Regions from separate parts of the Mus musculus genome. Here region 1 is linked to region 2. A link is a loop called in an ENCODE intact Hi-C map of the cell type or tissue named here. Cell type or tissue: heart. All regions are shown on one strand. Links, peaks and the distances in the headings refer to the core of each region. The heading gives the core; the rest is flanking DNA.

The links. Hi-C counts contacts between places; a loop is a spot of excess contacts. Peaks named below come from ENCODE experiments on the same cell type or tissue, not always from the same donor. Only the 100,000 strongest peaks of a DNase experiment are listed, where the experiment ranks them.
Region 1: a loop joins it to region 2, with 1.9 times the contacts of the local background. A loop is called at or near these places in 4 of 42 quality-filtered maps.

Annotation. Positions count from the first base shown.
Region 1 is chr7:4,291,044-4,307,265 of GRCm38, reverse strand. No RefSeq gene overlaps it. Among named protein-coding and RNA genes, the nearest start is that of Ncr1, 39 kb to the left of the region's middle. In heart, for the core only: a CTCF peak has its summit at 9,889 (motif pointing left); no DNase peak of the experiment used is centred there.
Region 2 is chr7:4,121,971-4,138,192 of GRCm38, reverse strand. It overlaps Ttyh1 (tweety family member 1), which reads right to left. Exons shown (of 14, transcript NM_021324.6): 2 at 15,538-15,716; 3 at 13,462-13,573; 4 at 12,450-12,670; 5 at 9,928-10,023; 6 at 8,820-8,892; 7 at 8,460-8,535; 8 at 7,557-7,612; 9 at 7,304-7,396; 10 at 6,810-6,902; 11 at 4,976-5,118; 12 at 4,791-4,836; 13 at 4,455-4,530; 14 at 2,786-4,327. The coding sequence ends at 4,492. It overlaps D030047H15Rik (RIKEN cDNA D030047H15 gene), which reads left to right and starts at 1,267. Exons shown (of 3, transcript NR_033548.1): 1 at 1,267-1,632; 2 at 5,602-5,787; 3 at 9,870-11,853. It overlaps Leng8 (leukocyte receptor cluster (LRC) member 8), which reads right to left and starts at 713. Exons shown (of 16, transcript NM_001374609.1): 1 at 574-713. In heart, for the core only: a CTCF peak has its summit at 6,853 (motif pointing left); a DNase peak (open chromatin) is centred at 6,972.

The DNA.
Region 1 (16,222 bases), core at 8,464-10,963, 170 kb before region 2:
CTCTCAGCCTCAATTGTGCAAACTGAGAGTGATTCAGCAGGTAAAGTTTTAACCATTTTTTTTCTTCTTTTTAACATGAAACATAAAACAGCCAGTCATTCAGACAACGAAACAATCATTTAGACAACGAGACAAAAAACATACATGAATTGACGTGATTGGTGCAAAAGAGGGTAGAGAGCTTCTCCTGTAGGGGCCAGAGAGAATAAAACAGGGCGTCCCCCGATTTCTCTCTGTCCCTGGGAGAGTTTTAAAATCTATTTCTCTATTTTTTCCTTTCCTTTCCTGCTTGTAAGAGGCAGCTTGTCAAACCAAGATTAAAATCCAAAATTTTCTAACAGCTTCTGGCAAGCATCCAAAACTTCTAATTTATTTAATCTGAGGGCAAATTTTTGAGAAAACACACAATCTCTATACACTAAATGTCTCAAATAGCCTAAAAGTTTACCATGCTAAATCTTTTTTGAAGTCATTATTAGTCCACACTTAGTTAAATAATTTATAGCCATCTGTAAAAACGCTCTCTATTTTCTGCAACCAACAAAAACACCATTGACAAAATGAATTATATATGTTTTAGGAAATTATTTCTTAACTTCCAATAAAACCTAATCTATGAATTTTTTGACCTTTACGAAGTCTCTTTAAAACCCATTTTTATTTACTCTAAATGTGTTATTGCAAATCTCTAGCAAGGGCCTCGAAGCATGCCTGGGCCCAACACACAACTTCTTACCCCAGAGAGTTCTGTCAAGGTAAGCTGAACTGACTCAAGGGGAAGCTGCCTAGCATCTGAAAGCAGGGTAAAATTTTCAAATAAGGCTATGCCCTCATAAAAGGGCGGGGAAGCAGAAAAGCACATCCAACAATCTTCAGATTCTGACGCATTATCTCTTTGTGTCTTATACAACAAGGCTAAAGCAGAAGCATTTAATATAGACCACAGTAAATCAGTGGAAGAGGGGGGCCTCCCCGCAGGGAGAGTGGGCTGAAACAGGGTCGTAGCACACCCTGGGGCAGGAACAGGGGGGCGGGTACCTGGAAGTCCTATGGATGCTTTATGATTGTTAGAAGCGGAACCTTAAAGGTCAGGCCATTGTCATAGTTATCTTGATACAATCTTAGGCCCCAGGTGAGAGGGCGAGAACTTTCTCAAGCCTCTAAGTTTCTCCTCTTAGCAGTAAATTTTATGATCAGTGGATTACACCATCCCTTCGTGGGCTGTAAGGGCCAGGCTGCAGGCCAATGTGTTGAGGAAATTACTGTCGCATCTGCCCTGGTATCCAGGAGCCCTTGAAACTGTTTGTCCTCTAGAAACAAAGTCAGCATGGGCCGTGAATCGGTTATTTTCTGTGCCCAGTAGACTTCCGAGGATCCCAGAGAGGATGGTCCTTGCTCCTCTTTCAAATAAGGGCAATGGCCGAATAGTGGGAGTGGTAAGGTTTGGGCTATGCGCTCTCCAGCCCTAAGGGTAAGTGGTCCCTGCATGGCGGAGACTAAGATTTTTATCTCCCCATGGTAGTCGGTGTTAACCACTATAGGAGTCACCATTAGGCCTTGTAAAAGTCTGGACACTCGGCCGATGATGAGAAAAAACGTCTTTTGAGGAGGGGGCCCAAATTCACCTGTGTTAACTGCTGTTAATTGAGGCATATAATAATCAGGGGTGCCCCAGGAGGCATCTGCACCCAATGTGAGGACACAGATGTCTACTTCTAACTTGGGCCAATGGGGCTCGGCACCAATCTTGGAGCTGGAGTTAGAGCAGTCCCAATGGCCAGGTTAATAGACTTAGAAACTTGTTGAGAAAACACATCTACCTCATTACAAAGCTTGATCATACCATTTATATCTAAACTCTTGGTTTTACCTCTCAGGGCAGCCCTACATGCTGAATTGGCGTTTTCAAGAGCAAGTTGTCGAACTAACAGACCCTCACTTTCCTCAGGTCTCAAAATTCTCTCAGCTGCTTCCTGCAATCTGGCAACAAACTGCACATAGGACTCTTGGGGCCCTTGTATAATCTTGGTTAGGGGCATAGTTAGTGCCCTTGCTGCAGGGACAGCGCGTCAAGCTCTCAGGGCCGCTTGTGCTGTCTGGGCGAGGACAACAGGGGAGAGCCCTAATTGTTTTATGTCTGCAGCGAAATTGCCTTAACCACAGATTTTGTAAGCAGTCCAGGAGGCTGTCTTTCACAAACTCTGACTTTCAAGTTAAATATTGGCCTCTAGTGAGGACAGACTGAATAACTTTATTCCATTTATTGGGTATCAAGTAGCCCTCTGCTAAACCTTCTAATAGAGATACTGTGCGCCGGCAGCTTAGTTTTGCTTTTGTGAGATGGCGATTGGGAGCTTTCTAAAAAATCTTCAGTAAGGGCTAGGAGGCGAGCACCTTTACCGCCCTTTTCTGCCTGCTCAAGGAGATCTCTGATGATTCCCCAATAACTAAAAAAGGACTCATGGACATCTTCTCCTTGTTTTATTAAACTATTGATTTCTTTGCCTATTTTATTCTAAGTTTTAGAACCATTTAATACCAGCCATGGACATCTCTTGTCAACAAAACAAAAATATATTATTAAATTCCCCTTTTTTAAAAAACTCTTATCCCTCTCTCCTTAAGAGAACTCTTTATCTCTTCACTAAATGCCCCATGGTTAATGGGACAACAACTGAATGCCTAGGCTTACCTCCCGACGTCCGTACTCGACACTCGAGTGAAGTGTCGGTGGACTGTCCCACTGTTTCTCTGTCTGTGCGGTACCTCTTTAATCCTTAATCCGTTGTCCGGAGGGCAGTCGTACCTCGTGCCCCACGTCGGGCGCCACTTGACCCGTCCAGCAGGTCCAGTTATTCGAGGATCTCGAGGGGACCTCCTCCTAATAACCAAATGGGGGGTAGAGAGAGACGAGGGTCTTGTACGAATAACGACACGGAAACCGTTCTGAAGTTGTATCAAGACCCCTATGTATTGAGAAAGGTCCAAGGTTTAAATGCACAAGCAAAGGGGGAAGTACAGATACTTATCAGTGGGAGGGGTAGGGCAATACAAGTAAAAGGAGAAGTACTTATGGGAGGGGGGGCAATAGAAATGCACATTCTTAGGCAGTTACACGGGGAAGCAGGAACTTGGTGGTATCAGGGTGTGGTCAGGACATCCGTGATGACCTAGGGCTGGAACATCCCGTAGTTCTCGGAATCCATGTGTCGGTGGCCCGCTTTTGACCCCTTTTTTCTTCTTGGGGGGAGAGGCCCAATTCAGAGATCAGGACAATAGCGTTGCCTTAATGGCTCCCAACACCTTCATATTTCTAGAACATACCAATTTCTAGGAAAAGGTTTTATGAGGGACAGAGAAACACAGAGAGGGGAGTGCTGAAGAAAGGGTACTAGGGTAGAGCATGGGTAGAATGGGGCTCTCAACACAGAGGTAAACACCTGACCCTGCTTTGTGGAAATTGAGCAACCTTGGGTTTTACCATATATCTCATCATTCCATTGATATTTTAAATTAGAGTGCAGAAAGGCTTTTCTGGGTGATTTTTTAGTGCTTCTGTATTCAAAATGCTGCCACCATGGAATAGGAGTCTAAAGTAAAAAATGCTGAATAGACAGATCTTTCTGGCCCACACTTTCCATAATAAAGTCTACATTCCCTTATACTCTTCAAGGATATGTGCACACAACAGCAGTCAACATTTGTGTCTTTCTAAGACCCTGAATGAAAAGAACGGAGGATGTGAAATAAACAGAATTTGATTAGATAATCTTCAAACAAGAATTGATCACTTCCAAGGATTTCTGCAAGAAACTAGTGTGTACATGGAAGTCAGGAAAGGATAGGCTAAGATCAAAGATTGTCTGTATCTCATGAGTGCTAAAATAAAGATACAAGGAAGTTTTTTGGGAAGACCACATGCCATTTTAAAAGCAAATTCTATCAGATTCATGGAAACAGCAATAGAATCTGAAGACAGAGGTTTCTAACTTTGTGACAACCCTATAACTTCAATGTTGATCTGAATTTGGCTGGTTTTTTTTCACTGAACAGTCTTATGGTCCTTAATGCCCACTGGAAATAAATAAAACTCTATTGCTTAGTCCATGGATCTTTATTTCATTTTGCTCCTTACAAGCTGTACTTTGTAGACCAACTAGGAGCTGTAACCATGTTGAGCATCTCACAATTTCTAATCAACAAAAGGTTCACTCTTTTTATAAGCATATATTACTAATATATACTAATGTAGTACAACATAATGTGTCTCGTGGCATCTTCTTATTTGTATATGTATTTTAATCATTTTTATATCCAACTACCTTGTCTTCACTTTCTATACCTCTTGCTGATATCATTCAAGAAACCCAATCTTAACATTGGGCTCTAAGATACCCTGTCTGTGCTTCCAAAATGCTGTTTGTCAAAGTCTTCTCTCACTTGAAGCATCTACATTTGTTCCATAATATTTCATAGACCTCTCTCTTCTTTTTTTAATATATATTTTTTATTACGTATTTTCCTCAATTACATTTCCAATGCTATCCCAAAAGTTCCCCATACCCTCCCCCCCACTCCCCTTCCCACCCATTCCCACTTTTTGGCCCTGGCGTTCCCCTGTACTGAGTTCATAGCATTCACAGAGAATCCTGTCTGTTTGGGTTGAGCTATGGTTTCAGATCTTAGACATGGGAGAACATCGACTTTCTCCTTTAAACAGGCTCCATGACTGGCACAGCAGTGTCATTTGATTTTCTGAGGGCATGATATGACAGAGCTCTCTCCTGAAAGGAAAAGGGGAGGCTGGGGGAAGACTTGCCTTTGTTCTGACCTGGGACCTAGCGGGGAGGCTGGGGGAAGACTTGCCTTTGTTCTGACCTGGGACCTAGCGGGGAGGCTGGGGGAAGACTTGCCTTTGTTCTGACCTGGGACCTAGCCACGGCTAAAGACTGAAGACTTTGTCTCTATTTATTTTTCTCTGACATTTTCATTTCATTCCCTCCCAGATCTTCATCTCTCTAGCTCCCTGGGAGTCCCATCCCTTACCACAGCCGTCACCTCTTTGGCTCTCTCCACAGAGTATGTGCAGGATTTGGGTACCTGACTGAACCTGGTGAGCTCTTTAGCTGCAATCAGAAATCCCAGTGGGTTACTTGAGCTGACTACATAGGGGAAAGGCCATGTGAACCTGAACTATTGTAACACTTCCCTATCAGGCAGCTAAAAGGTTGAGGGGAAATCAACCTAAGAGAACCCAGCGTTGGGCTGGCAGTTAAATCCGCATGCCACTTCATGGGACAGAACAGTTCCATCATAGAAAATGTCCAAGGAACCCAGGAAGGTCAAGTTCTCGTAGGAGACGGTGATTCCTAGCCAGCACTGGAAGGACTATGACCTGAGGATTGAGTTGATTCCTGCCAAACAATCTGCCGCTCCCATCCTGTCCTGGAAGTGTGACTGCCCTTCACACTCTGAGAGTCTAACTTCAGAGCCAGAACCAGCACTTAGCTACCCATAGCCTTGACAGCAGAGCTCAAGGTGTATAGTTTAGGGTCTCAGCAAATGATTCAGACATTGATGGGACTGCATCACCTGATATGTGTATTTCCAGAGGGTCACTGGGCATGGACAACTTCTGCAGATTTCTTTTGTAGTAGCCATAAAATCTGAATGTCCCACTGTTGCTGGGGGGGGGGTGGGGTCATAGGACCCACAGAAAAATGGCTTGCAAATGCCCAGTGAAAATATACTGTGAGTCCAGGGTTCTGGAGTACTTGGGTTCTTCTTCCTTGGTCAAAATAAACCCATGGTATTTCTGCCATGAAATACACGGAAAGGTCACATTCCTGCATTCACAATGGGGCTGTCCAGAACTGACAATCTAGGTTTGCTGTAGGGATTTCCTAGGAGAGAAAGAGAGAATGTGTTAATGAACTCACAGCTTCTACACTCTCTCACAATGATAGGCTGAGAGAGGAGAGACACCCTTTTCCTAAGATTAGAGGCCGAGACTGGAGATCTTCAATATGATCATACACACCACCAGCAGCTTCAGGAGAGTCATTGTGCTCTCATAAACTGTCATAAGTTTTTTTTTTTTTTTTTTAAAGATTTATTTATTTATTATATGTAAGTACACTGTAGCTGTCTTCAGACACTCCAGAAGAGGGAGTCAGATCTTGTTACGGATGGTTGTGAGCCACCATGTGGTTGCTGGGATTTGAACTCTGGACCTTCGGAAGAGCAGTCGGGTGCTCTAACCCACTGAGCCATCTCACCAGCCCATAAGTTTTATAATAACATGTAACGCTCAATGCTACTGTACAATAAAGGAATTTAGCTGTGTTCCCAGCCTCCATTGGAGTCTGTTTGCACCAGAGTTTCTAGGCTTCTCTTTTTATATACATGATACTTCTGAGCCCTTGATGTCTCCTCACATTAGGCATCTTCTGCTTCCAAATGAGGTGTAAAGACCTAGGACACCAGGAAGCACTCACCTGCCAGCACTGGAGACCAGAGTCTCAGAGTCAGTCCTGAAAGGGAGTTATGTGTGAGTTCATCCCTCACTGAGCAGCTGTCCCATCCCCACAGCTTCCTGAGTCCCCTGGACTTTGCTGTAGTTCAGTCCATGCTGGACTATAGGGCCAAGCCTCTCCAAGACAATAGTATATCCTAACCCTCTTCATATCTCACCCAAACAGAGCATGGCTGTGGAAGTGAAGATCATGGTATATCTTCAAAGTAGGTCCAACTGAGCTTATAAACATGCTACACAGACAGGGTATGTGGGCCACTGGGGGATAATCACTTCCCATCAGTTTGTTCAAAGGTCAGCATCCCCACAGAAAAGGGAAATGAGAACAGCTGGCTTTCACCTTCCTGTCACTTTGATGTGGATAGACTCCAAACTCTGAGGTCACTTCTCACACAAAGGTCATCTCCCCCAATACCATTCACTTCTGCCTGATGTGCCCTCAATGCAGTGAGGGCCAACAAGCAACAGCCCACAAAACTGGTCCCTCCCTTCATTTACTGACCACTTCCAGTTGAAGATGGCTGGGAGGTGGTCCTTAACCTGTCCAGTTGTACCATGTGATGTTCTTCAGTCTTTCCACCCATCTGTCTTCACTCCACTGTAAGGTCCTCATCATGGCCATTTGTCTAATTACTCTGGAGATACTTCATGAATATCCAGGTCAGTGATGTAGGGCAAACACAAGTAGCAGAGACACACTGAGTTCCTGACTTTAGCTCACATCCTAGGAATGAGTACAGAGAAGGACACAGAGAGCTGGAGGAGGAAACAACAGTTTTCATAGTTCTGGGTGGGTGGGTGGGGGTTATCTAAAGAACAGTCCCCTGCATGGAACTACCTCTTTCCTTAGCAACATCATCTACTTCCATTTCTCTGAAAACAACCATGAGAGCTGTCCTTGCCTCCTTGCTGTTTATGTTTTCTGGGAAAGAATTTCTTGTAGTGGGATCGGGTATGATATTCTCTTCAATATCAATATTCCTCACTCCCCATGTCATCTCTGAGGTTCCTCATGTGAAGTAATTTGTGAGCACTTCAATCCTTAGATTGGCCATGGTGTTATGGTGTCTGAGTTGTTCAGAAATTCAGTCATCACTGATTCGCAGTCCAGGATACAAGTTTTTGAAACATGAGATGTTTATGGTGTTTCATAATGCAGGTGCAGACTGACTGTGTGTGTCTCTATCTACTCTGAGAATTTATAGTCAGTGCATTATATATGACATGTATGAAATCTGCAAGTCATCGTGATCAGGGAAAGAAAAAGAGAAACAAATTATCCCTGAATGAAGAAAGATCCCTTTCACAAAACACAGAGCAGATCTGGGAGTTCGGTGAATGTAGGATTTGCAGAGGTTTCTCTCCATGTGGTGGAAGTAGAGTCAGTAATCCTGGCAAAGACAGGTATCTGTGATTCCAATCCCCCTGTTTTAGATGGTCACTGGAATGTTTCAGCTCATTGCCCACTGAGTTGCCTCCCTTGTATTTGTATAAAGCAGATTTACTCCAGTTTGTTATCCATGGGCATCTGATTCAAATGGGAATGTACCACACTGCAGCCATCCCTGCCAGGTACAACCCTGAGCAGCTGATGCATTTGGAAGATAAGATGCCATCATTCGAGGATGCGCAGTCAGAACTGATGCCCAGGTCAGCCCATGTGGAAAGTCAGGAGCAGGAGAGGGAGACAGAAATGGACAGTTCACAGTATGTCAGAGAAGAAGCAGGAGCTAGAATTGAAGTAGGTAGATGTTTATGGTGGTGCAAAACAGTAAGTGGTATTTGTAGGATTAAAAATTAATTTAGGGTGCTGTGTACATGAGTTGTGAGAGTACTTATTGCACAAGCATGCAGGTCTGAGTTTGAAGCCCAAGAGTTCATGTAGAAAGCTAGACACTGTAGTGCTGTTTAGAATACAGATGGAAAGAGTATTGAGGTTTCCAGCCTAGTTCTAACTTCAGTAAGAAACCTGATCTCAAGGGAGTAATACAGGGAATGGTAGGACAGAACACCCAGCTTTTTCATGTGGTTGTGCACACAGAAACATCCATGTATACACACACTACAAATTAAATGTGGTAAGTAGAGACTTACTTTGTTCTTTTTCTAATTCTCTTAAGTTTATGCTTCAGTTTTTATTTGAGGTATTTCCTACTTCTTTTTTTTTAGTACTTTTGAAGGTTTGCTTTTATTTATTTGTGTGTGTGTGTGCACGTGCATGCACACCTGTGTGCGTGTGTGTGCATGCACTCACATGCATGTGTGTGGAGGGGTGGGAGGGATATGTGCACTTGAGTTCAAGTACCTGATGCTATGCATGGTGTGGCGCTAGAGTTACAGGCAGTTGTGATAAGTCTGACATACTTGTTGGAATCTGAGCTTGGGTCCTCTGAACGAGCAGTACACTATCTCAAAACCCAAACCCTTGTTTAGGATGTTTGGGATATCATCTGGTTATGTATACAACTCTGGACTCAAATGTACAATCCTATTGTCTCAGCTTCTCAAATGCTGGAGTTACAAGTGTGTACCACTATTTCTAATCAGCCCTCCTCCTCCTCCTCCTCTACCACCACCACCACCACCACCACCACCATCACCACACCTCCGTTCTGAAACTGGATCTCTAAATAACTAACTCTGGTTGGCTGGGAATTCAATATATACCAGGCTGGCCTGTAACATTTGTCAATCCTCCTGCTTCTGCCTCCTGAGGGCTAGGATTACAAGCTTGCACCACTAAACCCAGTGATTAAGAATATCTCCTTATCGTGTTCACTAATAAAAGATTCCTGTCTAAGAAGATTCTCTACCACGGCATCATATATAAGCGAAATCACTGGAAATAAACCTTTCCTTTGTGTCACATGATTGTCAGAGGGCACCTATTATTCTCCACTTTGGCTCCTGATTCCACAAATTTTACTGATCAAAAGAGAGCAGTAGCACATTGTATCAATATCAAGTAATTTTTATAGCCTATATCTATAACCTGTATTTCTCTATATACATCATTTTTATACATTGAGTATAACAGGAAAATTCACACTGCACAATATATCCCAAACTTTTCACTACATCCATTTGAAATGGAATAGTCCCATAATCTATCAGGTCCAACAACACCCTTCATTGTATATATGCCTATGACCAGTCACCCCACTATGTCACAGTATCTATCATCTTTCCATGGTTATCTGATTTCCCTGGCCTTGAGAATAAGTGATGGGATATTCCCTCTGTTTGAGCCCAACCCCTCCTGAGTGCTGAACAGGTGCTCTATCTGAGCTACATCCTACACACTGCCCTCCCCAGGGTATAAGTCTCAGAAGAAACAAGTACTGCCCTCTACTGGTAGGACGAGCTACATGTGATGAACTTGCCTCAGGTGACTTGTCTCATCACATGGCATCCAATTTGCCTTCTGTGGTAGATCAGATGTTGAATCACAGCAGTAGCAACATGGTCCCTGCTTTTAAAAAAAGAAGAGGAGGAGGAAGAAGAAGAAGAGGAGGAGGGAGGAAGAAGAAGAGGGGGAGGACGAAAGAAGAGGAAGAGGAGGAACAACAACAGCTGCCTAAGAACTTTTGGTATACACTGGTCCATCATCCTTGTCTCATGATATTGCATTCATAGTCAATGCTTCATTCACCACAGTCAATAAGCACATAGCTGGATAGAGGCTATTAGCTTAGATTAGCAAGCTAATCTTGTGTGTCCATCAGTGCCCAACCAGCTGAGAACTACTCCTGTTACTACTCAGGTCATGCTAATGGTGGGAAGTAGGAGTCTTTAGGTCCTCACCTGCCTTTAGTATTGGGCAAAATCTATGTGCTTGGTCTCTCTGTGTGACTACCCTGACATCCACTCTGTACCTGGGTATTTTGAGTAGGAATTTACTGTTCCTCACTCAACAAGTACAAATCTCCAGTGCTATCTATACAAGACCATGAGAAGTCCCTGAGAATAGAGATCTTAATAGTGGTTACCAGGGTCCTGTGAAGTTCATGAGGCTATAGAAATCAGTTAGTATTTATTTGGATCATGTGCCCACCAATATTTTCTAAGTTCCTCCTGGGTATACAGTGTCTTTTAAATCTATATTTCTAACCATGATAGATCATGGTCATCACTTGGACTTGAGGCTGACATGTGTGCCAACACATTATTGATTTTGCTCTTTGTAAGAAAATGATCTGGGTGTCCCTCAACAGAGGAATGGATGCAGAAAATGTGGTACATTTACACAATGGAGTACTACTCAGCTATTGAAAACAATGATTTTTTTTTTATCTTCGGATGCTAATTTATTAAAAATAATACTTTAATATTATTGGCAAACAGGAAAGTTGTAGGGCAGTGCACCTGAAGTAATCCCAATGTACATGAGCAAAAATTATAGAGTTTTCTATATAACTATCTTTTTAATTCATTAATAACATTTATATACAAAGATTTGGCTTTTATTGGTACCTCAGTTCTTTCTACTATCCTAGAAACACAGTATTTATTCAATTTTTATTAGATATTTTCCTCATTTACAATTCAAATGATATCCCAAAATTCCCTTATACCCTCCCCCCACCCTGCACTCCAATCCACCCACTCCTGCTTCCTGGCTCTGATATTCCTCTGTATTGGGGCATATAATCTTTGCAAGACCAAGGGCCTCTCCTCCCAATGATGGCTGATTAGGCCATCTTCTGCTACATATGCAGCTTGAGACATGAGCTAAGGGGTTACTGGTTAGTTCGTATTGCTGTCCCTCCTATAGGGTTACAGACCCCTTCAGCTCCTTGGGTACTTTCTCTAGCTCCTCCATTGGGGGCCCTGTGTGCCATCCAATAGATGACTGTGAGCATCCACTTCTGTATTTGCCAGGCACTGGCATAGCCTCACAAGAGACAGCTATATCAGGGTCCTTTCAGCAAAATCTTGCTATATGCAATTGTGTCTGCATTTGGTGGTTGATTATGGTATGGATCCCCAAATGGGGCAGTCTCTGCATAGTCTTTCCGTCCATCTCATCTCCAAACTTTGTCTCTGTAACTCCTTACATGGGTATTTTGTTCCCTATTCTAAGAAGGAATGAAGTATCCACACTTCTTCCTTCTTCTTGAGTTTCATGTGTTTTGCAAATTGTATCTTGAGTATTCTAAGTTTCTGGGCTAATATCCACTTAACAGTGAGTGCATATCACGTGAGTTCTTTTGTGATTGGATTACCTCAGTAAGAATGATACCCTCCATTTGTCTAAGAATTTCATAAATTCATTGTTTTTAATAGCTGAGTAAATTGTGTAAATGTACCACATTTTCTGTATCCATTCCTCTGTTGAGGGACATCTGGGTTCTTTCCAGCTTCAAAAACTATTCTCAACAATAAAAGAACCTCTGGGGGTATCACCATGCCTGACCTAAAGCTGCACTACAGAGCAATTGTGATAAAAACTGCATGGTACTGGTAAAGCGACAGACAGGTAGATCAATGGAATAGGATTGAAGACCCAGAAATGAACCCACACACCTATGGTCACTTGATCTTTGACAAGGGAGCTAAAACCATCCAGTGGAAAAAAGACAGCATTTTCAACAAATGGTGCTGGCTTAACTGGCAGTTATCATGTAGAAGAATGTGAATTGATACATCCTTATATCCTTGTACTAAGCTCAAGTCTAAGTGGATCAAGGAACTCCACATAAAACTAGAGACATTGAAACTTATAGAGGAGAAAGTGGGGGAAAACATTGAAGATATGGGCACTGGGGAAAAATTCCTGAATAGAACAGCAATGGCTTGTGCTGTAAGATCAAGAATCAACAAATGCAATGCTCATTAAATTGCAAAGCTTCTGTAAGGCAAAAGACACTGTCAATAAGACAAAAGGGCCACCAACAGATTGGGAAATGATCTTTACCAATCCTAAATCAAATAGGGGACTAATATCCAATATATGCAAAGAACTCAAGAAGCTGGACTCCAGAAAATCAAATAACCCTATTAAAAAGTGGGGCACAGAGCTAAACAAAGAATTCTCAACTGAGGAATAGCGAATGGCTGAGAAGCACCTGAAAAAATGTTCAGCATCCTTAATCATCAGGGAAATGCAAGTCAAAGCAACCCTGAGATTCCACCTCATACCAGTCAGAATGGCTAAGATCAAAAATTCAGGTGACAGCAGATGCTGGTGAGGATGTGGAGAAAGAGGAACACTCCTCCATTGTTGATGGGATTGCAAGCTTGTACAACCACTCTGGAAATCAGTCTGGCGACTAAGAAAATTGGACATAGTATTACCAGAAGATCCAGCAATATCTCTCCTGAGCATATATACCCGGAAGATGTCCCAACTGGTAATAAGGACATGTAACAACCTGAAGCTCACTGAACCAGACCTCGACTTTGTTGCCACTAAGGAGATTATCTAGGCTGGAGCCTGCCTCCCTAGATCACTCTTGTTTAGCCTCTGTCGCTGCTGCTACATGCTGGGAGTCAGCCTAGCTATTTCAGAGACTACATCTGATCCTACTCGTGGTCACCTGCAGCTGGGCTCCAAGGATGAATTGGAGGGAATGGGCTTTCCTCCTCCTTTATAAAGTGTGTCCACCATTAAAAATTTGAGCCTTGATCAGAATCCTGTCTTGGCCCATCTCTCTCTTGTCTACCTAGTTTCCCTTTCTTTCAGCTCCAGGTTGCCTCCCACGCTGGAACCCAGACATGAGAACCGCAGACCTGCCCCAACAATTTGGCGAACCAATGAGGGACCTGGGAATGGCAGAAGACACTGGAAGAAACACTGCTGGCTTGGAGGTCCATGGAAGAAGAAAAGAATTAAAGAAATTTCGTACAGGGGCGCGAAGCAACAGGGAAAAGGTTGCTAAGGGTGCAGTAAGGGCTAAGCTGGAACAGCGCTAAACCTGTGCACTGGATTCACTTAGGTTCAGCAGTGAATTATCGAGAACTAGGAACTCAACAGGCAGGCAGTCGACCACAGCTTCCAGAAGCTGCTTTTTAATTGAGAGAAATAAAAGGGTGTAAATCAATGTAACAGGCAGATGGCTGCAGTTGGAAACTGCATCAGGTGGGAGGAAAGTGGATTTTGAAATTCTCCCAGGGACAGAGAGAAAATCGGGGAATCCTCTCTTGTGTGCATGCCAGCCGGTGTCTTTGCTCTGAGTGTCTGTCTTATGTTTCCTGAAACGAATATATGCTCGTTGTGTTGGTTTGTTGTCTGTGTTTCCTCCCTTGTCTCTGAAGCATGGCGCAGTCTGAGGTTGGATTCGCCTGAGTTTGGTTTCTCTGGTGTTTATAGACGATGGGTTTTTCTGAAACGCAGGTTTGGTATTTGCAGCTGTCCCTCTGGGCTGTAAGGACTGGAGGACTGTGGTCAGCAGATGTGCTAGGAAGACTGCTGCCTACCCAGGGGATGCCCTAGGGAGTGGGGAGAGCCAGAGATGTCTGGCAGTCTCCAGAGATTGGTCAGAGGGACCAAGTTTTGTTTATGAAATGGAAGCTTACCCTTCTAATTCTTTTGCCTGCTTGTGGAGGATGAGAAAGGGTCGCATGTGTTTGGATCCGTTGGTTTCTGTTTTGTTTTTTGTGTATGTGTTTAGAGCTATGTGGAAATTTAGAGAAGTGCTAGTGTGACTGGAAAAGCCCTGCTGGGAGCTGATTGCAAATGCTGCACTTAACGGGCAGGCAGCCTTTTGCTTGTAACAGAAAGTTAGCTTAAAACTGGTAACTCAGAGTTGGAGTCATTCTAAACAAAATGTGGCAGGAGTGAACCCCGGAAAACAGGTCTTTAAAGATACTTCAAAATAGGGATAATCTTTGGGCCAGAACTCTGGCAGAGTGCTCGGATTGAGAAATGTTTGCGCTTGTGTAGACACGGAGCTCAGCTCTGAGCAGCCTCAGTGAGGTTTATGTGGCATTTCTTTTGTTTCGCAAACTGTGACTAGGGAAGTTCTGAGAACCCCCCCCCCTCCCTGCCTTCAGGAGAGAATTCTTTTTAGCTATAAGAGCACCTTTCCAGATGTTGTTCTAAATAAATTCTAAGTTTATAAAAAAGGTTAATCAGGCTGTAGAATTTATCAGGACATTGCAATTTGATCTGCCTACTTTATGTAAAGTTATTATAGATTTAAAAGTTTGTTTTTTCTTTTGCATCTGGATAAATTGTAATGGGTTTGCTTCTAGTGAGCTGTAATCAAGAAAGCTAAGAGTTTGAATCTTTCAGTGTATATTGTTTTCTAAGTGGAAAGTATTTTATTAGCTAATGCCTCTCAAGGGTGAGGCCGAGGTGGCATTCACCTCAAAGCACAGTTTCAGCATCCTATTAAGCCACTGTGGTGCTAACAAAGAATTATAAGATAAATTCATATAGTTTTGGATAACTATAACAAAAATTGTGTCTTAAGAACCTAACTAAGTGTCTGTTTCATATTCAAAACAACAATTAAATTGGTTATTACAGAATATTAATAATTGACCTATTGCATACCATCATTTTAAATAATAATAGATAAGTTAAAATTGTTTTTATGCATGCTTTTGTATCTTCTATAAGTTCTTGCATGCATGCATCCCAGTTACTGTGTTTAAAAACAACCCCTCTATGGAAAATAAGTAGATGTGAATTGGATCACGTGCTTATTCTTTTGAGCTTCCTCCTGCTTCAGCACAAATAATTAAGTTGTGTGCTGTGGATGGTGTTTTAAAATGCTGAACAATCAAACCTTAATTTGTATATTAATAGTCAATATTATATCTTAGAGCTCACAATTGCTTAAGATTGTTCATCCCTCGGATGCTATTCTCAATTTTTCAATTGCTTATGCATATACAACTCATAAGTAAAAATGCTGGATTTATATCTCAGGCAGTCTATAAGTCCTACATATAAGATGGATTGGACATATAATCTCATTCTTTATATATTCAAAACAGTTATGGTTTAAGATAATATTTTGGTATTCTTGGAAAATGTGCATCTCAAATTGTAAAAAAAAGTTTTTGCTCTTGGTGTCCTCAGATTCTATCTATTTCCACATAATGGTGTTAATTCTTGAGGACTTATGGTTAATAAATTACTGTAAATGAATGCTCTTATTTCTGAATAAATAATACACATGTGACTATTAATAACTTTTCAAGTTTTCTGGTTACAACCGCTCTTCAAGAGTAACTATTGACAGTGCAATTAGTCACAACCCATGTTACATTAGTACTGACTATAACAGTCAAGTATGAGATGTTTTGTCAACAAATTATTAATTCTCAAGGACAACGTATTGTGGAACTTTAAAACTAGCTTCTTAAAAGACAAAGAAGGGGACTCTGCAGAAAGTAGTCTGCACAGGTAAGAGTGTGCACTACAGAAGCTAACAGCTTCTGGGACAGGTGGGAACCACAGAGCTTCTGAGGCAGCACCCTTTTCGGGCTCCAGACATCCGGCCACCTTCCCAGCCAGAGGACAGGTGTCTGCCCGGCACGGGAGGACTTTGCCTCAGGATCGGTGGAAGACTTCTTGGTTCTGAGACTCCGCCGAAAGTAGTCTGCACAGGTGAGAGTGCGGACTACAGACGCTAACAGTTTCTGTGACAGGCCAAAGCAACACAGCTTCTGGGAAAGGTTCTGTTTTGGGCCTTCATCTTTGGCCAGAAGGAGGTCCAAGTGCCAGATATCTGT
Region 2 (16,222 bases), core at 5,634-8,133:
TTGAGACTGGGAGAACACTGGAGAATAGAGCAAAGTTTTCAAAGAAAAAGGTAAAGTATGGATATCCCGCTGAGCAGCCAGGTGAAGGTGCAGGAGACTCCTTCCTGTGAAGTCACTGCCTGGCAGCACCTACCAGACTCAGATCAATTACAGTCTCCAGACTTGTATGGGATGTTCCTAGGAGTGGGAGTTGGTTTGGGAGCAAACAAGTGGCAATTACTCAAGTAAGGTGTCTGCAGATAACAGAGGCCCACAACATTCTTAAACTATTAGGGGTGGGGTGGATAGTACCATAAGAAATAGGATGGGTTGAGCACCGTGCCAACAGGGCTGGAGCGGTCCAAACAACAGGATTTACAGAAAAGAAGCCTATTGGAGAAACTGAAACCCTTATAGGAAGCCTAAGGGGCACTGACAGGTCTCAAAGGCCTTTAAAAAACCCAATCCGTTGGGTGGTATCAAGGGGTCCTAACTAGGGATGCACAAAAGAGAGCCTCGTGTTCGTAACTGGTATTAGGAGTAAGGGGTCTGATTTACAGACGAGAACAACACGGACTGTAAGCTCAGAAGCACCTGGCTGTCCCGCAGGCATGGAGTCCACGACGCTAGGTGGAGGTTGAGGCCGCCCTGAACACAAGCGACCTCCCTTGTCCCCCGCGACCAGCCACCGGCCGGGCCGCGCTTGCGCACCACGCTGCGAGGGTGGCCTCTCTGGGTTGCCCTAGGCAACAGGAAGGCCAGCGTAACAGCGGGTCAATGGAGCCCGCAAGGGGTGCGTCTAGGGCACTAGGGACCGCAGGGTTCCCAGGGCCAGTAGCAGAGCGGACGCGGACGCGCACGCGCACGTAGGGGAGCCGCCCCCTCCCCCCCCCAGCGTACACCCGGCGCGCATGCGCAGAGGCGCTCCGGCGGCCACACCCTTCAAAGACGCAGGGCGCGGCGTCGGTTGGCCTTACCAAACAGGCCAGGGCTCGCGGAGCGCGGAGCCCGAAGGCGTCCCTGTGCTCGCCCGCCAGGCCTCCCACTACTACCCACACTCACTAGGACCGCTCGCTCCCGGGACTCGTTACCGGCGGTCCAAGGCAGCTTCAAGACAACCAAGACAGCGCTCAGTCACCGGCTGGCTCTAGTCTGGGGCTCGAACGTCCTGACCGTGGCGTGATGACGTTACCCGGACGTCTGTCCCCGCCCTGTGTCGCGCACAGCCAATAGACGTCACCGCTCGGCTTGAACCGCCCACCACACGTCTCGCGAACGCAGTCGCGTGTTGGCGTTTGTCAGCAAGCCGGAAGCTGGCCCTAGACGGTGGCCCCGTGGGGACAAGTACCTCCCAGCCTCTCGTGCGCGCTCACAACAGCTTAGTTTTGACTCAGCAGTCAATAGTCTCTCAGATGTAACGCATAGGGACAGGAGTTGTGAGGCTGCGCACTGCGCTAGGACGATTTAAAATAAATGAATATATAAGCGGGTGGAGGGAAATGGGATAAGGTGAATCCTCCCTTGGAAGGTTTATTTAGTGAGTAAAATTGGAAAGGCGCACCTGGCGTAGGGAACAGCGAGTGCGAACCAAAGGAAGCGGGAAACGCGTCGCTTGAGGAATGGGAGTAGCCACTGGACTGTGACGCTGGAAAGGTACCTTGTAGGGTGTTGGGATGGTGAGATCTGCTCGGAGTGGCAGCTAGCAGAACTGTATCTTTTAGGATCAGGATGGCCCTGGAACTCAGAAACCCGCCTCCCTCTTAATGGGATTAAGGTGTGGGCCGCCACTTAAAGCTCACTGTTTACAGTAGGAGTGATTGAATTATGCAGCCCAACTTGGGATCTCCCGTTAAAATAATTGATAAGACTACCTTCTTATCAATTATTGTTCATCAATTGACCAGTTTCCAGTCTCACATTGTACAAGCAACTTTTGGTAATTAAACAACACTTGGATAACTCTGTATCATTTGCTAGTGTTAGCTTGGTAGGTTTCTTCCCATCTCTTTTTTATAATGAACTTTTATTTTAGAATAAATTTTAAGTTTACAGAAATTACAAAAGTAATACAGGAATTGGGCACACTATGCCCAGTTTCCCCTATTGCTAGATTCCACACCTCAAATTCATTTGTTAAAAGTAAGAAATTGACATTGCTCTAATATTCTGAACTAAGCCGCAGATGTGGGCGCTTTTTCTCACTAATGTTTCCGGTGCGCCATAGCGTAACCCAGAGCATCATGTTGCATTTGTCTTGCTTTTTTACCCATCCTGTCAAGAGCTGTTTATTGGGTTTATGATGCCCATTTGCTTTACCACACAACTGAGGTTCAAAAAAACAAAACAAAAAGCCAAACCAAACTAAACCAAACCAAAACAACAACAACAACAACAAAAAAAAAAAAAAAAAAACTGGGCAGTGGTGGCCCACGCCTTTAATCCCAGCACTTGGGAGGAAGAGGCAGGTGGGTTTCTGAGTTCGAGGCCAGCCTTGTCTACAGAGTGAGTTCCAGGACAGCCAGGGCTACACAGAGAAACCCTGTCTTGAAAAACCAAAAAAAGAGGTTCAGTGAGTCAAATAACTTGCTTACATTAACACTGAGGTGCCAGGACTAGGACCCATAGGAATCCAAACCAGCATTGTGCAAGAACCAGGGATACCCCTGGTGCTTCTGTAGTCACTTGAGGACCCTGCTCTGCCATCTCCCCTACAGAGCTGCTGGTCTTTGGGAAGAGTCCCACTGTGGCAGATTAGTTTTGTCTCCAGCGTTTAACTGAGCCAGGGGTTGCTTGTTTATTTCTTTCTGGAAGCTGGTCCCTCAAAGGATTACCAGGATAAGAGATGCAGTTTTTATCCTCTCACATGTAAGCATATTTATGTTTGTTTATTTGTTTTGTTTATTATTATTTTCACATAGCTGGTGATTCACAGTCTCTGGGCAGCATATTTAGAGAACCTGTTCCCTGGGCCTCCAGACCAGCACCAGCCCACACTCCACTCTAAATCCCACAACAAATAGGTACTCGAAAGGGGAAAGTAGCACATTGTGTTTGCTAATCATTAGAATTTGAACACTTTAGTTGGGTGTGGTGATACACGCCGTCACACGCCGTTAATCTCCTCACTAGGGAGGCAGAGGCTGAGGCAGGCTCTTCTCTGTGAGTTCAAGGCCAGCCTGGTCTACAAAGAGAGTTCCAGGACAGCCCAGGGCTGTTTCACAGAGAAACCCTGTCTCCAAAACAACAACAACAAAGACAAAAAAGACAATTTTATCCATTTGTTTTGGGGTTTTTGTTTTTCTCAGTTACTTATTATTAAATTGAGGTCTTTTTTGTTAGATAATAGAAGCTTTTTGAATTATGTTTATGTATTAACCACGTTTTTCTTTGCCATGTATGCTATTTGTTTTTTAAACAAATGAGAACTACATACATATTGTTCCCCAGACAATAAATTTCCCTTTTGACTCTGCCATGTTTGTTTTTACTTGATAACTTATTGAGTGCCTCATCTTTTCCTGCCTGGATTTATAATATCTTCCTTAAACCTTCCCCCTTCATATCACCCTGGTGGCACTACAAGCAAATATTCTACTTTCTCTTCGAAGACTTCTGTCCCTATTCTGATACAAGCGTTGGTTTTCTGGAGTCTTGTGCTGGGTGTGAGCTGCTAGGAAGCAAGTTGATTCCACGCCTTTCCTAAACCCAGCAGGCTTTGTACATTCCACGGGACTGGAAGCTTGACTGTTCCTGTGGCTGCACGCCTGTTTAGATTTAGTGCTAGGCTTATTCTCTTCCGGTATCTGCTTCTTCCCCCTTGTCAGGATTCACATGTTACTTATAGAAGCAATGCAGTGCTGAGCCTGGACAAGAGGAGAGTTGCCTTTCAACCACCAGAGGAGGAGTGTCCCTAGCCCAGTCAGGACTTCCTTCTCTCAGTAGTTGGGGTGGATAAGAAGGACCTAGCTGCTTGTAAAATAAAGCCTTCCCTTTTATTTCAAATCAGCCCTCTTCCAAGTTAGTGCCATAGGTTGAGATCGCTGGGGTATGGCAGGAAACAGGGACGTGCCTGTACCTGCCTCCAGCTTCATCCCTCCAAGGACAGGACTGGCAGCCAGAGGTGAGGAACACCAGGCTGTATAGGTCAGCCCCCTTCCCAGCCACCCCTGGTCCCTGTTGTGCCACCTCAGCAATCCCCTGTGCTAAGGAGAAATGGGGATGGGGGGGTGGGTGTTAGGGCCAGAGCAGGTTGCCATCCTAAGTGAGATGTCCATAGCCAGCAGTGTTAGTGGTCAGAGCCCAGTCAAGGTCAGGTTAGTGGGGCCTTCTCCAGCAGCCAGGAAAGGAGCTAGAGAGAGGGAGAAATGAAGAGCTGATATTCACTGGAGACCCTCCCATGGACATCCACCCAACATAAGAGAGCTACAACTACTGTAGGGGAGAGCCAAGACCCAACTGTACACATTGAAGGTTACCATAGAGGAGAGGCAGGCTCCAGACTGGAGGGGAGGCTCAGATGGAAGACTGCCACTGCACAAAGCGTTTGGATTCCTGGCAGGATAACCAGGGCAGGAAAGACACTCAGAATCTGTTGTGTACGTGGGGGCCCTTCTCTCCTCCCTCGGGCCCAGGCTTCCAGACCCCAGCCTCCTCCCTCATGGCCAAGACTCATCCCTGTTCCCCTAGGACCTCAGACCCAGAGGTCCAGTCTCATTTCTCTTCTTCTCAGACCCGAGAATGCAATACTCATTTCCCCTTCCAAGAGACCCAGGAGCTCAGGCCCCAGGCCTCCTCCCTTCACACCAGGATACCTGAGGGTTGAAAGGGTCATCGTCATCTGTGTCATCGTAGTCATCACTGAAGTGTGATGGGGATGTGGGGAGTGGCAGAGAAGCAGGATGGAAACGAGTCAGGAGGCTGCCCCATCCCCACCAGTGGCCCTGGGTACTGCCTCCTGTCCCCTCCCTGGGGAGCCTGCCCTCTCTCCCCTGCTGACCTGGGTGGGAAGAGGGCCCAGGCGCGGGGCAGGCTGCACAGAGTGGTGGCTAGGGCCCCCGCAGACAGGAGAGAAAAGAGCATCAGGAACAGTAGGCCCTCTAGGGCATCTTCACACAGGCCTCGGAGTGCTGAGCCATAGTCCTGAGGCAGAGGGTGAGGAGGCTCAGGGTATGCACATGTACACTTCATACACAGGTCCAACCATCCATTTACCTGGCTGTCACCCAGACTCTCTGTGCGCAAGTGTAGTCTCTTGTCAGGGAGCTGTTCTGAACATGGAAAGTCATCTATGTGTTCAGCTTGTGCCTTTGCTGAGCTGCAGCCTTCCAACCCACTCCTATTTTATCTCAGTTCCCCACTCCCATATGCAAAGTGGCCTAGCATCTCCACTCAGCATCTAGAGAGCTGCTCTCCCAGCATCTTCAGTGGGCAAGCCTCTACGCTGTCATTCCCACTGGCAACAACCCTGCCTATCCTTGTTCTACCCACGTGCTATTGACTGGTGGGGATGCCAGCAGCATCTGTTTCTGCACTTGTGACAGTCACATCCCCACACATTGTCAGATGCCCCCTGGGTCCCACAGATTGCTGGCTTACATAACACTTAGGTTTGGGCATCCATAGGAGAGACATGCAGAAAGGACCGGCTATTGTGACCACCATTCTGGAGGCCAGCAGAACCTCTGTAACCTGAATGCCAAGTGTCACAGCCAATATTCTACCAGGATGGACTAATCTGCCTTTGCTCCGGGCATGCCACCAGCACTGGCAACCTTCAATGCATGGGACCCAGGCAGCCACTTTGGAGAGGTGAGAGCTTGTAGGACAGGAAATGTTAGGCTACTGTCCAGCAGAGACCTTGCGAGAAGAACACTAGGAGACAGGCAGATGGTCAGCTCTAGTCAGAGGCACGTAGTTGGCCTGATGTGGAGTAGAAACACCAAGGCCGAGGCTGTCTACACAGGTTCCTACTAGGTCAGTGCCACGAGCCCGGCTTTAATCCATGTGGAGAGGGACTCATGGAAGGGTTTTAAATGAAGACTCTGATCCGATTGTGTGCAGAAAGGATCACCAGCTGTTATTGGACAGATGGAATGAGCAAGATGGGCATGCATGTGAGAGGTGAGAAGGGCTAGGGCCCGATGCAGTGTTGGCTGTATGAGCAGTCGATGCAGTGGGAAGTGAGGATAGGGAGATAGAAGGGCAGTTCAGCAGGGCTGGAAGGGTGGTGGGTTCATTTTTTTAATATTTCCCACAACATAGGGGCACGAACCCACGACCCTGAGATTAAGAGTCTCATGCTCTACTGACTGATCTTGTTATGGAGGGGTCAGTGTCCAGTGAATCCTGTAGAGCCAGGATCATAGCAAAGCCTGTGTGCATGGAGAGTATCATGGTGGGAGACGGTATGTAACCAGGGAAAGTGGTCAGGTGGAGTCCCGGTGTTGTAAGGGTGAGAGTCTTTACAACAGTCAGAGATGCTGGCTTGCTCCCGGGGCCATACAGACCACAGCTGAGCCCACGGTAGGCTCACAGGCTGCCCTGCCGCCGCCCTCGCCTTTTCCTGCCCCTTTCATAGCAAGAGATATCTGGACTAGTTTTCAATCTAGGGAACTGGGGGCTGCCTGGGTTCTCATTCCAGGGCTTGAGAGGCTGAGCAGCTTTCTACGAGAGGAGAGGGTGGAAGATGAAGAACACGGGGTGGGGTGGGAGGGGGGGGGACAAAGGCGGGAGGGGGGAGAGAGAGTATGAGAAAGAGAGGAGGGGGAAGAGAAGAGAAAGCAAAGGGGAGGGGGAGAAAGAGACAGGGTTGGCAAACACCCAGAGCTTACCTTGTGCAGACTGCGGCAGTGCAGCAGCGCCACCAACTGGTGGAAGCTTCTTTCTGTCACATTCAGTGTCTCCTCCAAGGATAACAAGGGCTTCTGTAGTGGGAGAGGACACAGTTAACCAGTCTTTATGCGACCCAGTAAAATAGCCCCCCCCCCTCAACCCAAGGACCCCACTTCCCAAAGGGACCAGCCCTTAGTCACACCCTAGAGCCTCTCACCTCCACTGTTGGCCCAGCACCAAGAGAAATGTGGATTTTTCTTGCTGCAACCCCTTCCTGTAGGCTCTCTCCCAGAGACCAGCTCGGCTCTATTGCCTCACCCCTTTCCATAGATTTGCACACAACGTGAAATCCCGCCTACTTGGAGAAGGGCCAGCTCCACAAGGCTATCTGACTCAGTCAATCTGCCCCTTTACATGAGTGGAGGCGGCATCCCACAGGTTCATCAGGTTCGGCCCTTTTTCCTCTCAGGCTGGTGCAGTTCATTGACCTAACCTGTGCAGCAGAAAATTGAGGGATAGCTTCCCGCTCCAGGCCCTGCAGCTGAGAGTGGATGCTGGCTAGAGCACGCTGGGACAGCGTCAGCCTCTGCAGGAAGATAAGAGAAAGGAGGACTCGGGTCAAGGTGTGGCCTTGGCACCCTCCACCCCCCATGGAACCCTGGAGCCCCTGGTAGCCCAGCATACGCCCTTGAGAGTCCACATTAGCCATCTCCTCAACACCCATGTCTTTTGCCCACATTCCTAACCTGTTGGAAGGGGTTGGAGACCGCCTGGTTGCACAGGAAATAATAGCTGAGGATGTCTGAAGTGGAGGGAGAGAAAGGAGCAGGCTATAACCCTGGACCCAGGCTCTCCCTGGGCAAATCTGGAGGGCCAAAGCCCGGGGGACATTCCACTCTCCCATCCATTTCTTTTCCTCCCTCTCTTCCCCCTCGTTCCTTTCTCTCTCCCTCCTTCTGTTCCCCTTCCTTCCTCTCCTCCCTCCCTCCCTTTCTCCCCTCCTCTCTCCCGTCCTCCTCTTCCCTCTCCCTTTTCCTTTCCATCCCTCCTCCTCTCCTTGAGGAGGAGGATGTTTTGAGACAGTCTCATGTATCCCAGATTTGCCTTGAATTCTCTATGTAGCTATGGATGACCTTGAAGGCTTCTGATCTTACTTCCTGAGTGCTGGGCACAAGGCAAACTTTATGTGTTGCTAGGGATCAAACTTACAGCTTTGACAAGCACTTTACCAATGGAGGGACACCCTTAATTCCATTCGTTTTGTTTTTTGTTTTTTGTTTGGTTTTGCTTCAGAACAAGGTGTGACCAGGTCTAGATAACCCAGAGTGCCCATGAACTCACACTTCAACCTCCTAATTGCTGGGATTATAGGTGGGCAATATCACACCCTAGACGTTCATCCCTTCTGCTTCAGCCATATCTGGAAGCAGGTCCAGCTGACCTAATTATGCTTCCTTGTTGTCCTCCAGTCCAACCCTGTGACCACGGAGGCCCAGGGCCCACTTCCCTGTGTCTATCACACCCACAGGCATTTTGCCCCTTTCCCATCCTGCCTGGATTGGAAGATGCTGCTGCTCTCTACCCTACAACACACTGGGCCTTGGGGGATAGGAGGGAGTGCTGAAGGCATCAGGGATTTGTGGGGTCACCTGAGCTGAGCCCTGTCTCCTCCTGGGTCAGGTTCAGCACATAGGTGTCTGGGTTGGAGCAGAAGTCACTGAGGCCCTGATGAAGGAAGCAGGGAGGGGTCAGATCAGAATGTCCAATTTCATATTTCCACAGAACTCAGAAGTCCAGGCCCTAACCCTCCTCCCTCAGACCCAGGGGTCCAGACTTCAGCTTTCCTCAGACTGCGAGTCTAGGCACCAGCCTCTGCTCTCAGGATCCAGCAATTAAGGCTAAGACCTCAGAACTGTGGTCATGACCCCCTCCACCTTAGTGTGTATGGCATTAATCAGATCACACTCACCCCAGAATCAGAACTCCTGAATCCAGAGCCCCATACTCACCACAGCTGTGGCAGCCTCTAGGCCCATAGAACCCCAGCTCAGGACAAGCACCAGGAGACTCATGGCAGTCATCCTAGAAGGGGGGAGGCGGCTGAACTCAGGACTTGATCAGCTTTGCCTTTTTCTACACCCTATATCCAATCACAGCCCTCCCCAATACCCACCAACCTCTGTAGTCTAAAGGATTAGAGTCAGAGGCACAGGAGTAAAGGGCGGGGTATGGCCCATGACTGACTGACGTCAAAGACAACATCTGTTCAGTTGGAAAAGGAAAAGGTCGCGGCTGCCAGGTCACTAGCCTCTATCCTAACTGTTCCTGGAGACTAGGAAGCAGCTGTCCACGCCTGGGCTGAATTTCCTGGAAATTAAGTGCACAGGGTCTAGTAGGTTCTGAGGCAGCTGCCAGGCCCATCCACAGCCCATTTTATTTAGCTAGTCTCTCTCCACTCTCTCCACCTCCAAGCTGTAAAGTGTGGGGATTGCTACGGAGTTGATATCTGAAATTCAGAGCTTGGCTTGGCTTATATCCAGGGCTGTGACAGGTGGAATAATTCTGAGTCATGGAGTGATAGGAGAGGTTGACAGCTCTTATAAACTGGAAGACCAATTCATATACTTGATCAGCACAGTGTGTTTTTATCAGTGTCCAGGCCTTGATGCAGTAGCTGGACATCTTTCTCAGGGGGATTCCAAACACAGTGGGCACCAAGGCAGAAGGGGCATGGGTTCTTCCAAAGATGGGCAGCTGAACTTAAGACCTATCACAGTACTCCCTGACTGTGTGGTCCTGAACAAGTAACCTAGTCACACTGGGTCCAAGTCCTAAGGGCTGCGTCTGGCACACAGAACTGTGCACTAAGAGCATAGGTCCTATGTGCCTGTACATTATTTCGGATCCCCCACCTGCCATACAGGGGACCTGGTGGCACTTCCTCCATGGGTTTGTTGTGGCGACCAAAGAAGAACGCACGTGTGGCATGTCAGAGACAAAAGCACACCCTCCCGAGCCCTTTATAGCAAATGCAATCTCTATTTTTCTCCTGACTTTAGCATGTTGCTTGCTGGAAACCCGCCTGTTTCCCTCCCCTGACCAATTCGCTCCACTCACACAACCACCAGCCATTTGCTCTGCTTTGCCAGGCCCAGGAGGGTGAAGAGACAAACCAGAAGCACCAAGAGCAGCAGGAGGACATAGGCCAGCCACCTGCAGGAAGAAGGACCAAGAAGACAGTGAGCCTCAGGAGGCTATCAGCACCCCCAAGTCACCCCAACCCAATCTGGTCCTGTGACCTCCCTGCTGCCCGGTGACATGGTACATGGTTTCACAAGACCCTGGAGCGCTCTGCAGCATGGGTGTGGAACTGAAGCACCTGGTAACTACCCTGACCACTTCACATACAAGTTCTGTGCTTATGGGCACAGTTGTCAGCCTCTGAATCGGATTCCCCAACTGTTAGGGTGTCAGTCACCTGTGACCTAATTGAATATTTCAGAGGTATGGTGCATAGGTCTCAACTACTCAGTTAGCCATGTAACCTGTTTGCCTCAGTTTCCCTACCAGTAACATGAAGGCATAATAGGATCAACCTCAAAATCTGTTGCGAGGTAAATGAATGGGCTTGTGGATATAGTTAATGTTATAAATCACTATCCAGGGGGCTTTGAATGCTACATAATATTTACTTAAGTAAGTAACGCACCAGGACTACAGGGAAGGATGCTTGGAAGGTCCCAAATTCAGTGCTTGGCACACCGCAAATGCTCAGCAGTAGTGTCATTCTCAGCAGTTCCCATGGAGCTGTGGTTTGCACCCTGAGTCCCTGTCCCTGACCACACTGCCAGGCTCACCTCCGTGGCCTCTCTAATGTCAGACACTTTTCCAGAGCATCTTCTTAGGATCACGTTCACAGCCGCCACTACCTCCCTGTCCAAGCTCCCGGGCTCCCGGGCTCCTAGGAACCATGACAGTGAACCTTCCTGCCTCCCACTGACTTGGTGCCCCACCACGCATCCGCAGCAGGGATTGTTTCAGCCCCAGGGTGCTTGTACCAAGGAGCATGGCCTCCTGCTTGGGAATAGGAGATTCAGGAGTATCAGCTCCAAGCAAGCAGGGATGAAATAACTCTAAGTAGGTGAAGACTGGCTGCTGAGATGGATGGCTGCCCCAGAGGGCTGCATAGCTTGTCCGGTCCCCTCAAGTACCACCCTTTAGTATGGCCCTTCTAAACACCCTGACACAAGCTGCCTGCCTGTCCTCAGACAAGCCCCTTCCTATTTAATTTGCTCCAAAGCACTCATTATCCACCTTATAGGAAATGTGTTTGCTTTTAAAAAATATTTTTATTTTTATATGTACAAGTGTTTTGCTTACATGTGTGTATGTCTGCCAAATGCATGCCTGGTGTCTGCAGAGGGGAGAAGAAAGTCTTGGATCCCACGGAACTGGACTTACAGATAGTTGTGAGCCGCCATATGAGTGCTGGGAACTGAACCTAGGTCCTCTCCATGCATAGCACAGCAAGTGCTCTTAACCACGGAACCATCTCTCCAGGCCTCCCCTCTCCCTTTTGATGCTACTATGAACATAGAGCCTCACACAGGCTAGGTAGGCAACTCTATCCTCGAATCATATTCCCAGCTCTTCAGTAGTGGATTCTAGGTAAGTGAGCCACACCCCAACCCTTCACTGGGGGGATTCTAGGCAGATGTTTTACCACTAAGTCACATTCTCAATCCTTTATCAGCAGATTCGAGGCAAGTGTTCTTCCATTATCACATCCTCAGCCTTTTTACATTTTATTTGGAGACAATGTCTCACTAAGTTATTCATCCTGGCCTTGAGATCTGTAGCCCAAACAGGGCTTGAGTTTTCAATCCTTTTACTGAGTCTCTGGAGCAGTTGAGATTACAGGCCTATATTCCCAGGCCTGGCTTTGTGGGCCTATTTTATATTGCTCTCCCAGCTGAGAAGACCCACTCCTACGCGGGATTTCCTGTGTTATCCACACTGCTTGATATATCTGTATTTTCCTGGCATTGTCTCATCTGTCATTGTTATTAACTAACTCTCCACAATCCATTTTGAGCTATGCATGACAGGACTCTAAAGTGGGAACACTGAAACGCAGGGATGGAAAGAAACTCGTTTAAGGACCTACAAATACAGAGTGGCCTCCTGAAGCGGAGGTCCCCAATCCCGTGCACACCGTCTCTCACCAGACGAGTTGCACGATGAACACAGGTGCCCCCAGAATCATCTAGCAGGTAGGATTACTACTAGGGTTAGTCCAGGAGCAACTGTGTGGAATGGTGATGTACCTGCTGAATGAATCATTTAAGGAATGGCTGAGTGAGTAAATGAATGAAAGAGTGGTCGTGACAGGGTATGTAACTATGAGGGTGGGCCCTCAACTACTTGGTCATTGCTGAGTATATCAGCCTTGCTTTACAATCACAGAGGGGCTGGCCTATAGGATGATGGGCAGCATCCTGTCTCCACCCACCAGGAGCCAGCCAGTAGCTTCTCATTCAACCAGTGGGACAAATTAAACTGTTCAGATACTAACCCACATCCCTCAGGATCTAGAGACCGCAGTGCTTAAAAAATAAATAGGGAAATCCTTCTCCCACCTGTACTCCTCCACGAAAGTCACATCTTCAGCCACCTGTACGGGGCTCAGGGACACTCCTTGCCAGAAGGCCAGTCCTTGCAGGTACTGAGCAGCAGCTTCAGCCTGCCTTCGGGCTCCCCTGGTGGCAGCCACCAGCTCCATGCGGACTGACAGCACTTCCTCCAGGGTGGTCAGCTCCGTCTTCACTGCCTCACCCAGCCTCTCCACCGTTTCCAGCACCTGGGGAGATGACATTGTCTCACCTCTGGGGTGGTGGTTACCGGAAGCCTAGGGTTGTGGACGAGGGATAAAGTCTGGGGTGGGGCAGGGGGTGGTGAAGCAGGATTAAGGAGCGCCAGGTGCCTGAGATCTGGAGTCTGGGGCTTCTGGAGACTGAGGAGACCGTGAGTGAAGGTGGGAGGTTCCCAGATCTTGTCAGGAGCTCTAGTTGGTCAGGGGGCTTGAGCCTAAGGTAAAGATTCTAATCCCAGAGTTGAAATTAGGTCAAAATGGAAGGGGTTGGGGGACCTAAGGTCTGAAATCTGCATCTGCCTTTTTGAGGTTGGGGTCTGAAGTCTGACTAGTAGGTACTGAAGTTCAAGGTTGGAAGTGGGCTGCACCTTAGCCCTGAGCTCTGGAATCCTGGGTACATAAAAGCTCACAGTGGGGTGGGGGGCGGGGAGTTCCTGAACTTGCATCTGAGCCAAGGACAGGGTCTGTAGCTTTGGATCTGGCCTGAGGGCAGGAGCTGGTTTCCTTAATGCTTGGACTGTAACCCGCAGTGCAGGCCTGGGGCTGGATGTGAGTCTTCAGTCTGAATGCGGATCCAGCTCCGGTTTGCAGGGTTGGGGTTGAACATATGGCCCAATGTCTGCAGGTCTGAGTCTGCAGCTCTGCATTCGGGGATTAAGTTTTTGGTCTGAAATCTGCTTTGATTTGGCTGCTTTTGGTCTCCAGTGGGGGACCACATTCCCATATGAAGACCAACTGGGGCATGAGTCTGCAGTCTGGTCAGTGGCTGGCTCTCTCACCACGTCATCGATGGTGCTGAGCGTGTGGTTGGCGTGCAGCAGTGCTGAGCTGAGCTGGGACACCCCATCGCTGGTCTCGCTGTTACCATAGAAACCAATGCCAATGCCGGCACTGAAGGGAAAGGAAGAAGAAATACCAACCAGTCTCAGACCCTGGAGGGTGTCACCATGCCTCTACACACATACCCATCCTCCCAGCTTCTTCATTTGCCTATCTGATCTCTGCATCCACCCTATTGGTTCATCCTCCGTGGGAAAAAGAACAGCACGAGGTTTGCCTCCACCAGTTGCCAAGGTAACCTGAAGACCTCACTCCCCCTGCTGGAGAGACGTCATTGTGATGCTAATGGTGGGTGGAGTGGTGGAAAAGACAGAGCCCCCAGATTTAACTCACACCTCCCCAGAGTGGAACCCTGGTTTTTGCCTAGCTAGCCCTGGATTAAAGGTTATCAATCAGTCCTAATAGTGATCAGCTCACAAACAACTCCCACATCCTTTGCAAAGACATTCAGCATTTACAGCCTTGTCTTAGGAATCATTAGGCCAAGTGCTGTCTCTTCTAGCCCAGGTGTTCCTTACCCCTTCCTCCTAAATGCCCTAGACCCTATTCTTTTGTAAAAGACATTGTGCCCAGAGCTCTAAGCCTTCCCCTATGATGCCCAGGGATCCAGGCATCCAGCCAGCTGGAAGAGACTGAGAGAATGTGGGAGGGAGGGCTGGAGAGGCCAGGCCAAGAGCTGGGCCCTGTCTCTGCCCAGCCAACACACAGACTCCATTGTGGAGCTTGAATATGGGGACCCACTTTCCTCCATTAGTCTGTACTCCACACTGGAGGGGGCGAGAGCCTGATGCCCTCACAGTTCCCAGCCTTGGGCTACACAGGCCCCACCTCATCCCTTGGATGGGAGCCTACTGCCCTTGCCCCATTGTTCAGGACCCTACAAAGCTCCTCTTGTTCCTAGGCTCTGAGGGGGCTGGGGCTGTGCCTCACCCCCACTGGGCCTTTTTCAACATCCCACCCCCATCCACCCCCATTCTGGAGAGCCTGATGAGAAAAAAAATCTTGGCTATAGGGCGCCCAACCCCCATATACTCCCAAACACACACCCTCTTCTTCCTACAATGAGGAAGAGTGGCCCACAGCCCAGACTGGGGTGAGAGTGCTCCAGGACATAACCCCCAGCTGGCTGGAGGGGACACCAGATTTCTAAAGTAGTCCTGCTGGCCATGTATGAGGTCCCCACTAGGTCTCAGCCCCTTAACTAACTATGACCCGGTAGGGGCTGGACTCAGAGCCAGAAATCTCAGTGTCAAGTTCGGGGTAACTCCTAGGGAGCAAGCACATTGGGAGCCCTGGATGGTTCTTATACCATGAGTCTGACTCTCCGCTTGCCTCTTAAACCATATAGGCTTGCAAAGTCATGTTTCTCCCTTCCTGACGATCCTCATTCAGGACCAGGTGTGGCAATCTTGAGCCCAGCTCTCATCACGAGAAGGACCCAGACCCAGCTTTAGTGTGGGCTGAGTGGGTGCTACTGGTGGTGACCCTCTACGGTCTGTTTCCCTGATTGGCACTCTGGCTGAAATCACAGAGTGCTTTCTGTGGCGTGTTCAGTGCCTGGCACAGAGTAGTTATGTTCAGTTGTTGAACTGATGAGTTGATGAGTGAGCGAATGAATGAGTTTGATCAGTGTTAACACTCATAGGGGACATCCAGGCACTGTGCACTCTCTAGTCTATTCTCACTGTAACTAGGGTATGCGTAGTGCCGCAAACCACGCGCTATAGATGGAGAAACTGAAGTCTAGAGAGTATCTCACGCCTCTAGATAGAACCGCGGGCCAATGAGAGAACCACTGAGATCTCCAAGCCTAGTAGGCTTTCTTTTCTCCTCCCAGGCAGGCTGCTTCACACCCCTCAAACCTCTCTATCCCCCACTCACAGGGCAGGCAGGCACTCTTAGTGCCTAGCGGTTCTCCCTCCTAACTCTGGGCTCATACCCCCAAGGTCTCTAGAAAAAGACAGCGAGTATAGGAATCTCTGTCCCCGCCCCCACCCACCCTGGGGCCCCATTACCAGCCCACGAGAAGGGCAGCAATGCAGCTCCAGGTGACGCAACCTCCTCCGGGTGGGGGACTCTTGGCCCCATGGGGTTCTGGAGGCCTGCAGCAGCAGAAGCGGATGAGGTAGACAGCGATGAAGATGAGGCTCAGGCCTAAACCAAGCCCAGCCAAGGCTGCCACCAGCAGCAGGGCCTGAGGAAGAGGTGTTGAGAAGCCTCAGAGGGCACTTCCATGTCCCAGACAAGAAGTTCCTTCTCAGCTGCATGGCAATTGAAATGAAACATGCCCCAAGGACTTGCTGCTGCTCTCTGAACTGTATGGGAATAAGGGGCAGGAAGGCCCCCGTGTCTGTATTTCGGGAGAACAGGAGAGGCAGCCTCCTTTACCCCTCTCTCCCTCCTGCTACTGAGCTCACACACCCACTGCAACTGAGTTTGTCACCCCAGGGCTGGGGATGGAAACAGGGATGCTGTGACAGCGTGTGTGTGTGTGTGTGTGTGTGTGTGTGTGTGTGTGTGTGTGTGTGAGAGAGAGAGAGAGAGAGAGAGAGAGAGAGAGAGAGTCAAGGCCCAGGGATGGAGATAGGGAAGGGAGACTGATGAGCAAAAGAGATGACGATGCAGACAGAAAGAGGCAGCCAAGGAAACAAGAGAGAGATATGGAGATAAGACACACAAAACATCAGAAGGATTAAATCA